Regions from separate parts of the Homo sapiens genome. Here region 1 is linked to region 2. Evidence: chromatin loops called from intact Hi-C (ENCODE). Cell type or tissue: thyroid gland. All regions are shown on one strand. Each heading gives the region's core, and the rest is flanking DNA. Links, peaks and the distances in the headings are about the cores only.

Region 1 (5,379 bases), core at 253-5,252, 250 kb before region 2:
TTTGTATTTTTAGTAGAGACAGGGTTTCACTGTGTTGGCCAGGCTGGTCTCAAACTCCTGACCTCGTGATCCACCCACCTCAGGCTCCCAAAGTGCTGGAATTACAGGCATAAGCCACCACACCCAGCCTCAAATCCCATATTTTTGAAGCTCCATTCAAGCTTTGCTGTGCAATAGGGTCAAGCATGCGGTCAATTTGCAAACTGGCTGGTTTTTCCAAATTAACTGCAACTTCCACCTCCCCATAGTCACATCAGTTCAGGTATGAAGCCCTAGGAGGGCAGAGGGCAGAGGACAGAGGTAGCATGTGAAATCCAGGCCAGAGAATGTCCATAGAGTGGCTTTGTGGTTTGGCTGCTAATATTATGAGTTTTTAACTTAGTGGCAGATTTGTCACCTTTACAACTGATCGCCTTTATGTCAATATTTATGTTATGTTATTTTGATAGCAACATTTGGACCATCTGAAGAGATGACCTGAAAGTCAGGGATATTTATAGGGAAAGCTGCTGCCAGTAACACATCCTAGTGGATGAAGCTGAGACAGATAACAAGAATTGGACTGTGTATGTCATTAGCCAGACACTAGCCAGACCTCCTTTTGGTTAATGTTCAGGTTGGCTGAATAACCTGGACACACTCTCTCTCAATATCTCTTTCTCTCCTCTCTCCCCTCTCTCCTTCTCCCCACCTCTCTCTTCCTCTTTCTCTCCCCCACCTTCCTCCCTCTCTCTTCCGCTGTCTCTCCACCCCCATTTCTCTCTCTCTCTCTCTCTCTCTCACACACACACACACACACACATTCAGACACACACACACACTGCTGTGATCACCTTGTATTATATAATAACACTTTCATTGGCCATGGGTGAGCTGGGGGGCTGCTGGCAGGAACAATGCTGCACCCCTCACCTGCCCCCTTCTGTGTGGCACAATTATTTGGGTGGTGCTTTGTACCATCTGAGAATAGCATTTTTGTATTATGTCCAAGAGGAAGAAACACACTTATTTCTACTGAGAGTGGAGTCCTGGATTCTCTAAAGTCCATCACCGTTGTTCCGAATCATCGCCATGTAAGGTTTGAAGCTTGAGCACCTTCAGCTGGAGACCCTAAAAGAAAATCTAAGCCTTATTAGCCTTGAGGCTACTAAGGCTGAGACTTAGAAGGGAGGCAGCTTGGACAAGGAGAGAGATGGTTGACAATGTTTCAAATCCAGTTGGCAACATGGTATACAAAGAGAGTGCAGGGACCATTCATTGAACCAAAACACTTGATGAGCTCCTCTGTGGATGAGGTATGGAGAGGCTCAGTGGTCAGTAAAGCACAATGCCTGACCTCAAGGAGCTTTCCATCTCATGGGGCAACAGACCTGATACTAATGAAATTGGTTCAACCATGAGTTAAAAGGATAATTTTGTGCAGACCCAATACAAGTAGGATTGGTTGAACCACAGACCCAGAGGGCTGCGGGGGCTCTGTCTTCAAGAGCCAAGGGAGCAACTTTTGAGCTGAATCTCATTCTGAGAGGATTCCAGGTGAAAGGGACAGCCATGTGTTCTAATTCATGATCAAAAGTCCAGAGTCAGCAAAGGTCATGTGTTGAATGCTATGTTGGAAGCACCTTTCTCACTGATGTCTGCATTTTATATTTGTAGAAACTGTGGCTCAGAGAATAGAAATGGCTAAATTGAACAGCACTGGGGGAGGCTCCACAAAGAAGGGGGCAGCTCGATAAAGGAGGGGACATTTGACAAGAGCCTTGAAAGGTTGTTGCCTGGCAGAGAAGAGGAGGATACCCAGACTCAAGACAAATCACCAAGCAGTGGGAGAGGAATTAGGCAAATAAAAGAGTGCACAAAAGCCTGGTGCCTATTGCAGGAAATGACTGGCAGGCATGGTTTTTCCAAGGCTACTGTGCCTCTTAGGGACTGACCATGGGCTTGAACCCAGGTCCATGAATCCCAGTTAGTATACCCACTTGCTACAGTGTTGTAGACACCCTGACCCTGGAATTTGGTTCAGAACACCATCTCTCTTTTAGGGGAGCTCCTTGGCTCCAGCTCATCTCCTTCCTTCCCTGACCCTGATCCCTCCTTCCACCTTGTTTCCAGACTCTAGGCAATGTGAAATCTGCAATGTCTTTGCTCTGACTCAGTGGTGCCTTCGATTTCCTAGGATTATGCCTAGGATTTGCTTTGTACACAAAGAAGTCAGAAAGGGATGCCTTCCAAGTCACTGGCACACAACTCTGGCATGTATTACATCAGGCAAGAGAAATGAGCGAACACTCCAGCAAACAGCTATGGCAGAAACCAGATTTCATTTGTAGAGTCATTAGTTGGTATTAACACTGTGTCCTAATTGTGTTTTCCTAAGCAGTGGCACAGAACCTTTAATGATTGGAGAGATCTAAAGGAAGGTTTTTATCTCCCAAGGACCATTCTGGTGGGGCATCTGCCTCGCACAGGATGCCAGCCTACGTGTTTCTGAGGTGAGGTGATGGAATGTTCCCATAATAGTGAGAGCATTAAAAGGTTAGCAAAGCAAATGTCTGCAGGCACCCTGCTATTCTGCCTTGACACAGACTCTCGGGCACGTGGACTCTTTGCCCTTGTTACAAAAGAACTGAGAAATGGACTTCTTTCTTGGTCAGATTACATTTTTCACAGCAGTTTGCTAAATGTGTCGGCAAGTGTAGCTCTCCTCCCAGGGATAGAGACCTGCTGGTGATTTGAGAACATTATGGCTTTACGCGATGTTGCAAGAAATTTCATTTGCCTGAAAGATTCTTGCAAGATTTGGGTTGCAAAGTTCATCAGAACGGGGCTCCTGAGTCCCAAGGGTGGCTGTCCATGGTGCTGACCACTGCACTGCCTAAAACCCCAATGATGGCAAATCAGCCTCTCCCAGGGATGTGTACTTTTTTCCTTTTGTTTTTTCCTTCCTAGTTTAGTGAAGACATTATGAAGCTTACACTATCACTGAAAAAATAGATACCTTGTTTATGGTTCACAATTTTTTACATGGTGGTTTTTGTGTACTGTTGTTAATTCCGGCAATTTTTTGTCTCCCAAAGTTAGGAGAATTTTGTGCAGTGCTTTGCTTTATGTTCACTGATACTCCATTCCAACTACTTTTACTGAGGGGAACCCTCAGATGATTAGGGGACAGTCACATTTGCTGGAATGGACCATGTCTAGTTCCTTCTTTGCTAGACCTGGAGGCTTCTTCTACTTCCCTTTGCTGTAGGTCTGGGAGCCCTGAATTTCATAATTCATATGGGACCCCATGAGCTCTTCTCTGTAGGGCCAAGGGAATGATAGAAAATATTTCTTCTTCTGCATCATGATGGGAGAGAATTGGTTTGCTCTTCTCCCCTAAGCAAAATCTAGGCCATTGGACAGGAAAATATTGGGAGCAATGCAGGTTTTGGAATCAGGCATAATGTTTCTATCCCAACTCTCTCACCTGATGGCTGTATTGACTTTGGCCAAGCCACTCGTTCTTTCTAGGCGTCTGGTGCTTCGTCTATAAAATGAAGACAATCCCAATCTTTCACAATTTCTGGGGCCACCGAGTGAGGTAAAGACTAGAAAGCACCTAGCACAGTGCCTGTTACAGAGTAGCTTTTTCCTAATGGAAACTCCCCAATTCACTCCGAGAAGCACCCAATTCAAGTGATTTGAATTTCCAACAGCCCACAGGAGCCTTTGGTAATGTCTAAAAATAGCTGGCTTGAATTCTCTTTGGACAGTTAGGCTCTTTGTGTAATTCAATCTCTCTCTGATTATAGGTAGCTAGGTAGCCATTAACAGCTTCCAGCTCACTGCCTTTCCTCCTCACCAGCATCTTTAATGCAGTGGAGCTTGGCCTAATTACCCAGGGGTTGGTGGCTTCTTTCAAACCAAGGAGAACTCTTCCACGGCTGCCTCTAAGCTGATGCCTGGTGACATTTACCTCATTTTTGTGAAGCTCCAGAACAAAGAGATGATAGGACTTCAGAGACACTTGCAGCTGGTTCCGGGCTGTTCTTCATCTGCCCCCAGCAAAGGGAGTTGATGAACAGTTGCTCTGCTTGCTTCTTGCTAGTAAAAAGCCCAAGCTGCTGAGGTCATGTACCATCCCAGCTAGCCTGGCAATGCAGAGCTGACATTGTCAGAATGTGGGGCATGGGCTTTTGCAATCCTTGGACTCCCACTGTGGGGCCGAGAGGATTTCTGGAAAATTCAGGTAGCTGGAATGGGGGTCTATGGAGCCCAACTTGTTAAAATTGAGCAGATCTTCTTCAGGATAGTAGAGATGGGAAACAAGGATGTGATGTCAAACAAGATTGGGGTCAAATCCCAGCTCTGCTCCCTACCAGCTGTGTGACCTGGAAAAGTAATTGAATCTTGCTAAGTTTCAGGGTCTCTGCCTACAAAATAGGATAATAATATTGTTCACCTCATAGGTTGCTGTGAGGATTAACTGAGATATAATACACACAACATACTTAGCACTAATGACATAGAGTAAACAGCTGTTATTACTGCCATCATTGCTATTATATAGAAAGGTTTGATCATTAGGAAGATGCCATCCAGGGCTACTGCTGTTGTCATTCATGACTCCAGGGAGTACCATTCACATAGACTATGAGCTGTGAAAAGCAGTGGCCCTGAAATCTGTGAAGGATTTTCCTTGTAACTGAAAGTGCTCAAAGATCCAAGGTGTTTTAAGTTGGGTTCCCCCAATACAGGGATGTGAACCTTGGCTACCTGGAAGGTGTTGCCAAGATGCACCCATAGGGGACTAGAAAGGTTAGATGGGGAAGAAAGCTAATACAGGGTCCCTGACAAAGCAGGTCTCTAGTGAGGACAATGGAAGCTTAACCCCACTGGAGAGCTCTGGAGGATGGTATTGAACAAACCTCAGACGTGTTCCACCTGAGGAGCAGAAAGCTGCTGTATTTTTTTTTCCTCCAACTCTCATCCATCATTGGCTGAGGGTGGCTCCTGGGGAAATTAACACCCTGGCAGGCCCAGCCTGTCCCTCACAGGCCCTAAGGCAGAGTCATGGTCACTATCAGCCAATAATGGAATGGCAAATGCCAAGAGCAGGCATATTAATGGACTACTGACAGCAAACAGTGCATGGGATCTAGCCACCTTCCACATATTATGGGCAAGTGATGAAAGGAACAGGAAGTGGCATGGTTTGAGTACTTGTTATGTCTCAGACACTGTTGTAAATGCCATCTCATAGACTTTCACCCCAACTGTGCAGGGTAGATACAACAATCCTCATGTACAGATGAGAAAAACTGAGGCTCAGCAAAGTGAAGACACCTGCCCAATGGCACACAGCTAAGTAAGCAGCTGACCCAGGTCTGTCTGACT
Region 2 (5,379 bases), core at 70-5,069:
GAGCAGAGGAGGGGAAGGAAGGGGAGGGTAGGAAAGGGGAGGGGAGGGGAGGGGAGGAGAGGAAGGGAAGGGAAAGACAGAGGAAGGGAGGGGAGGGGAAAGGAGGAGAGAGAGGGGAGGGGAATTATTAGGCGGCAAAGAGACCCTTCCCAATACAACCCTACCACATGCACTTCTTTGTCACTGCTTTCTACTCTCTGAACATTTATGGTACATCAAGTCCAGCCCTCCTCAGCCCTTCCCTCTGCGAAGACACCAAGACCATGCACATTTCACAGTGAGGACACTGGAGCCAGGATGGGGCGCGGAGGGGGGGTGTGATTTAGCCGACACCACTCATCAAGTTGGTAGCAGAGACAGGGCTACAACCCAGCTCTCTGACATCCCTTTATTGTGAGTTGAGGAAGGAGTGAGTCTCCATTGCAGTTCGTTCCACCTGCCCTCCAGAATCCCAAGGAGCAATCCTATTAATCATCACAAGAAGGTTAATATGAAAATAGAATCAGGCCTAAATTGAAACAGACAAGTTCAAATCTGTCACCCTTAACCCAGTCCAATTCAATCTGTCAGCAAGTCCTGTTGGCTCTTCCTTCAAACTGTATTGAGAATTCATTTTTTCCTTTCTACTCCGGTCACCTCTGTCCAAGGCACCAGGGTTCCTGCAGCCACCTCCTCTCTGCCTTCCCAGCTCCCATCTTGCCCCTCCACAGGTCTTTGCATGTAGCAGCTGGAGCCTTCCTCTTAAAATATAAACTGGATCGTGTCTTTCTCCCCAGCTTGGAGCCTCTAGCAAATGACTTCTGGCTGCACTTAAAATAAAACCTCCATTTCTCACCCTGGTCGATGAGGCAGGACACGATCTCTTCACGCTTCCAAACTCATCTCCTGCAGCAACCCCTCTCCTTCACTTACCCTGTTCCTCTTTCTGTCCCTGTGAAACTTAAGACTCTGGGCTGGACACAGCTATGATCCCAGCACTTTGTGAGGCCAAGGCGGGAGAATCGCTTGAGGCCAGGAGTTCAAGAGCAGCCTGAGCAACATAACAAGACCCCATCCCATCTCTAAAAAAAATTTTTTTAATGAGCCAGGTGTGGTGGCATGCATCTGTGGCCCAGCTACTCAGAAGGCTGAGGTGGGAGGATCACCTGAGCTCAGGAGTTCGAGGTTCCAGTGAGCTGACTGTGCCACTGCACTCCAGTTTGGGTGACAGAGTGAGACCCTGTCCCAAAACAGCAACAACAAAAACACCAAAACTCCCAGCTCTCTCCTGCTTTCCACAGCCTTTGCAATTGCCATTCCCACTCACTGTGGAAATGGGCTCCAGGTGTCTGCACAGCCAGCTCCTTCTCCTTTCCTCTCAACTCAGATGTCGCTTCTTTGGAGAGGCCTTACCACCATCAGGAATCATCTTGCTCACCTTTCTGCTTATTTGTTGATTGTCTATCTTCCCAGACTATGAGGCACACACCATCAGGGCAGAGGCCAGGTTTACTTTGTTCAAGCACATGGAATAAAGTAGGTGCTCAATGAGTCTCTGAGAAGAAAGGCAGGGAGGATGGGGTGGTGTGGAAGAAGGGAGACCGGTGTGTGCTCCTTAAGGTAACATCCATGCCCGGGCCCCAGACACCCAAGGAACAGTCAGCAGGCCCTGAGGCCAGTCTCACCCCTCCATCAACACACCACAGCCAGTGTTGTTTGTAGCTCAGCGTGGGCCCCCATTGAGTCTGGCTATGGCATATTCAGAACAGCCAGGGCCTCTAACAAGGTGAGTGGGGACCTGGCAGTCATTTTCTCTTTGCAGCTGTGACATCTTCACGGAAGTTCCTCTTTGAGTCAGGTTTGTATCTCTTACCTGACTCTTGCAGCCACGACTTCTGGAACTCTGTCTCCCAGGATGTGACCGTGTACTAAAATATTTTACATGCCATGTATCCATGATAGTTCCATGAGGGAACTACCATTATCATCCCCATTTGAAAGATGGGGAAACTGAGGCTCAGAGAAATTCTGTAATGAGCTCAAGGTCATAGAGCCTCTTACCAGCTGAGCTGAGATTTAGACCCAGACAGGCTGAGTGCAGAGCTGATGCTCTTGACCATGACACTGGAGACCTCCTGGCACCAAGGATGCCATAGGATGAGTGAAGTCTCCAAGAAGTCTACCAACTGGTTTCTGCCTTAATTTTCTTGACCCCAGGACCCAAGGCCCCGGGTGCAAGGGTAGCCACAGCAGAGGCTCAGAAGTCCACACTGAACTGAGGAATGGGGTCAGTCCTACCCTGTGTCAGAAATCCCTTTCTCTTGCTTTGCGAGGCCAAAGGGATCAAGTCAAACCAACCATGGCTGTTTCCCTAAAAATCCCATTTTCCCTCTCAGTGAAGGAGAAAGCAATATGATTCTGCAGGCTCCCTGAATGGTGAATTTGCCCCTGTTAGGCAGCTTCTAGGGCTGATTTGGAGAAAAGAAACAAATCACTCCAGCACCTAAATCTAACAAGCTGGGAGAGATGGCAGTAAGGATTGCTGCCGGGAGGTGGGGCAGGAACCAGGAGATGTTTATAGGGCACCAGAGAGAAAGAAATGGGGATGGTTGAGCCCATTCTGCTGCTGACCCCAGATTTATACACTACAGGCCTCGTTCATGGTCCCCATGGGACCACAGGTCCTTTCAGCATCTCCTCCTAGCTTGGGAAGATGAATCACACACACAGAGGAAGCGAGTGTTGCTGTATCTTTGTGAGTGAGCCTGTGTGTGCTTGGATGTGTGTGTGTGCACACATTGGAATGTCTTTGTGTGTCTGCCTCAGTGTATCTGTGTGTCTTTGTATATGCATTTGTGTTTCTGCCTTTGGCTACATCTTTCAGATGGATGAGATCAGTTTCTCTTTCAAGTCGCCTTTTGGGAGTTTACTACAAGATCCGCTTCCCTCCCCTCTACTGGACAGAGTGATGCCTCATCTTCCCTGCCTCTGAATGTTGAGGCACCTTCTCCCCTGCTGACAAAAAATCAAATCTTGGAGGTGGTCTTCGATTCTACTCAGGGGAAGTAAAAGTCTGTAATTATGATATACTACCAAATGAGGTGGGTGGTTTCAAGCCCCTAGCTGGTAAATTCCCTCCTCTTTCCTTCTTGCAAGTCAATTCCTTTTGTTTTTTGGGTTTTTTTTTTTTTAGATGGAGTCTTACTCTGTTGCCCAGGCTGGAGTGCAGTGGTGCAATCTCAGCTCACTGCAACCTCTGCCTCCCAGGTTCAAGCGATTCTCCTGCCTCCACCTCCTAAGTAGCTGGAATTACAGGCATGTGCCACCACACCTGGCTAATTTTTGTACTTTTAGTAGAGTTGGGGTTTCACCATGTTGGCCAGGCTGGTCTCGAACTCCTGACCTCAAGTGATGCACTTGCCTTGGCCTCCCGAAGCACTAGGATTACAGGCATGAGCCACCACCCACTGCACCCAGCCAAGTCAGTTCTTATTTAGAGCAAAGATTTTTTTTCGCTGATGCAAACTATTTAAGCTATTTATGTAGTACTTATTCCCCTGCACAGACATGTGATAGCCACATATTTAAAGTCTGTAAATAATACTATCAAAATGATCTTAATCTTCTAAATCTCACAAATGTTTATATTTTACAACCCAATCAAAAATTAATGCTAAACAAGCCAATCATAGAGCAAAGATTTTTAACCTCTGCATCTGTCGTCATGTTTTGGGCAACATGTGCAGCCTACCAGCTCTCTTCTGTGCCTTCATGACCTAGAAGCTACATGTGGGGTGGCAGCATCACAAAAATCAAAGTAGCCTGAGTCCCTAAGTAATTGCATGAGGGACCACCACCATAGAGGGTTGACTGACTCCCAACAGAATTTATGTAAGAGAAACAAAGCTTGATTGTCTAAAATCACAGAGACTTCTGGGTTTGCTTGTTACTGCATTCATAAGCTTATCCTAACTAATACAACAACTAAATCATCTTATGTATCCCTGGTGGTATACACAATAAAACCTTGGCATACATTTGACTTGGCTATTTCTAAGATCCCACTTAGCTCTGAGACTCGATAATCCTAACCTCTTATGATAGCATGACCCTAATTATTTACCCAGATCACACCTCTGGGTCTCTGAAACATAAATTTGCAGACTGACATTGCCACCCAGCCCTCTAGTATATGAGGAGATACGTCTAAAGATGCTACCAGGCCCTCCCAGAATGGAAAAGCATGAAACTGAGGGATTTTTTTCTGCGACTGTGAAGCTTCTATATTTATTGCCCAGCCAGCTGCATTTCACCCTGTGCTGGGCAACGGTTCCTAGATGAACCCAACCCAAAGCCCTTCTCCCCATGAGCCTTTCTACAATCCAAACCCTCCCAATTAAGGAGACAACTTTGAAATTAACCCTAACTAAGTCTCAGAAGTGTCCTTGGACTTCAAGCAAGCTGAGTACCTTGGGGGACTTATTCTGGCTCTTGTTGGACTTGATACTCATGTCTACCGAAGTGTCAGGTGACTTGGGTTCCAATCACAGCTCTCGCATTCCTAGCAGTGTGAACTCTGACAAGTTACATGGCCTCTCTGAGTCATATCTTCAACTGTAAAATGTGGATAATAATAGTACCTGCCTCCTAGGATTGTCCTGAGGATATACAGAGCATAAAACTAGTGCCCCAACGTCAATGAAAAAAAGGAGCCCTTTGTGTAAGCAGAATGGGGGAAAGCACCCATAACCAAACTCTAATCAGACAAAGTGTCAGCTCTTTAGCCATTGGAGTCACCAGTAAACTTGGCCTGAGAGAGTAAACCTTCAATTCACTATTGCTGTCTAGCTAAGACAGGCTTCTCGGGGTGCCATTGTTATCAGGGATGGGGAGGAATGGGACAGAGCACCAGTACCTTTTGATGAGGAGGAGAGTCACTGCTTAGGTACTGCTGGGGAAGTCCCAGTCAGGCAGTGAGATGCTCCAGGCACTAAAAAGACAGCATGAAACGGGCACATATATCACTTCTTCACTTGAAGTCCCAGTTTCTTCCCGCATCAAATCCACAGGCTATATTGAGGGTCTAAAGTGGCTGCCACAGATTTTAAAATGTGGAGACCCTGCGAGGTGTTATCATTGCTATTGCCAACATCATTACTGCATACGCTTCTCCCCATGAAAAGCCCTTACAGAAACTCCCCCGCCACCCCCATATTTTCTCCCTCAGAGCCCCATACTACGTGGATGGATAAATAAAAAACCAATGCTTTTCAATTTCCAGGACCCTCCTGAGATCATTATTCACTCTCCAAGAGGGTAGCTTTTAATTCTGCTATAAATGAGAGGCTGGCCTTTAACTCCCCACTCTCTGTTGTCATGGAAACTGGTGCACTAGCAACT

The links. A loop is a pair of places that touch in the nucleus more often than their neighbours do. Peaks named below come from ENCODE experiments on the same cell type or tissue, not always from the same donor. Only the 100,000 strongest peaks of a DNase experiment are listed, where the experiment ranks them.
Region 1: a loop joins it to region 2, with 2.3 times the contacts of the local background. A loop is called at or near these places in 4 of 110 quality-filtered maps.

Annotation. Positions count from the first base shown.
Region 1 is chr12:108,211,834-108,217,212 of GRCh38, forward strand. The region is part of intron 4 of WSCD2 (WSC domain containing 2); the gene reads left to right. All of the region lies in intron 2 of LOC124903077 (a long non-coding RNA gene), which reads right to left. Among named protein-coding and RNA genes, the nearest start is that of WSCD2, 85 kb to the left of the region's middle. In thyroid gland, for the core only: no CTCF peak of the experiment used is centred there; no DNase peak of the experiment used is centred there.
Region 2 is chr12:108,462,956-108,468,334 of GRCh38, forward strand. The region is part of intron 2 of LINC01498 (long intergenic non-protein coding RNA 1498); the gene reads right to left. Among named protein-coding and RNA genes, the nearest start is that of LINC01498, 8.0 kb to the right of the region's middle. In thyroid gland, for the core only: no CTCF peak of the experiment used is centred there; no DNase peak of the experiment used is centred there.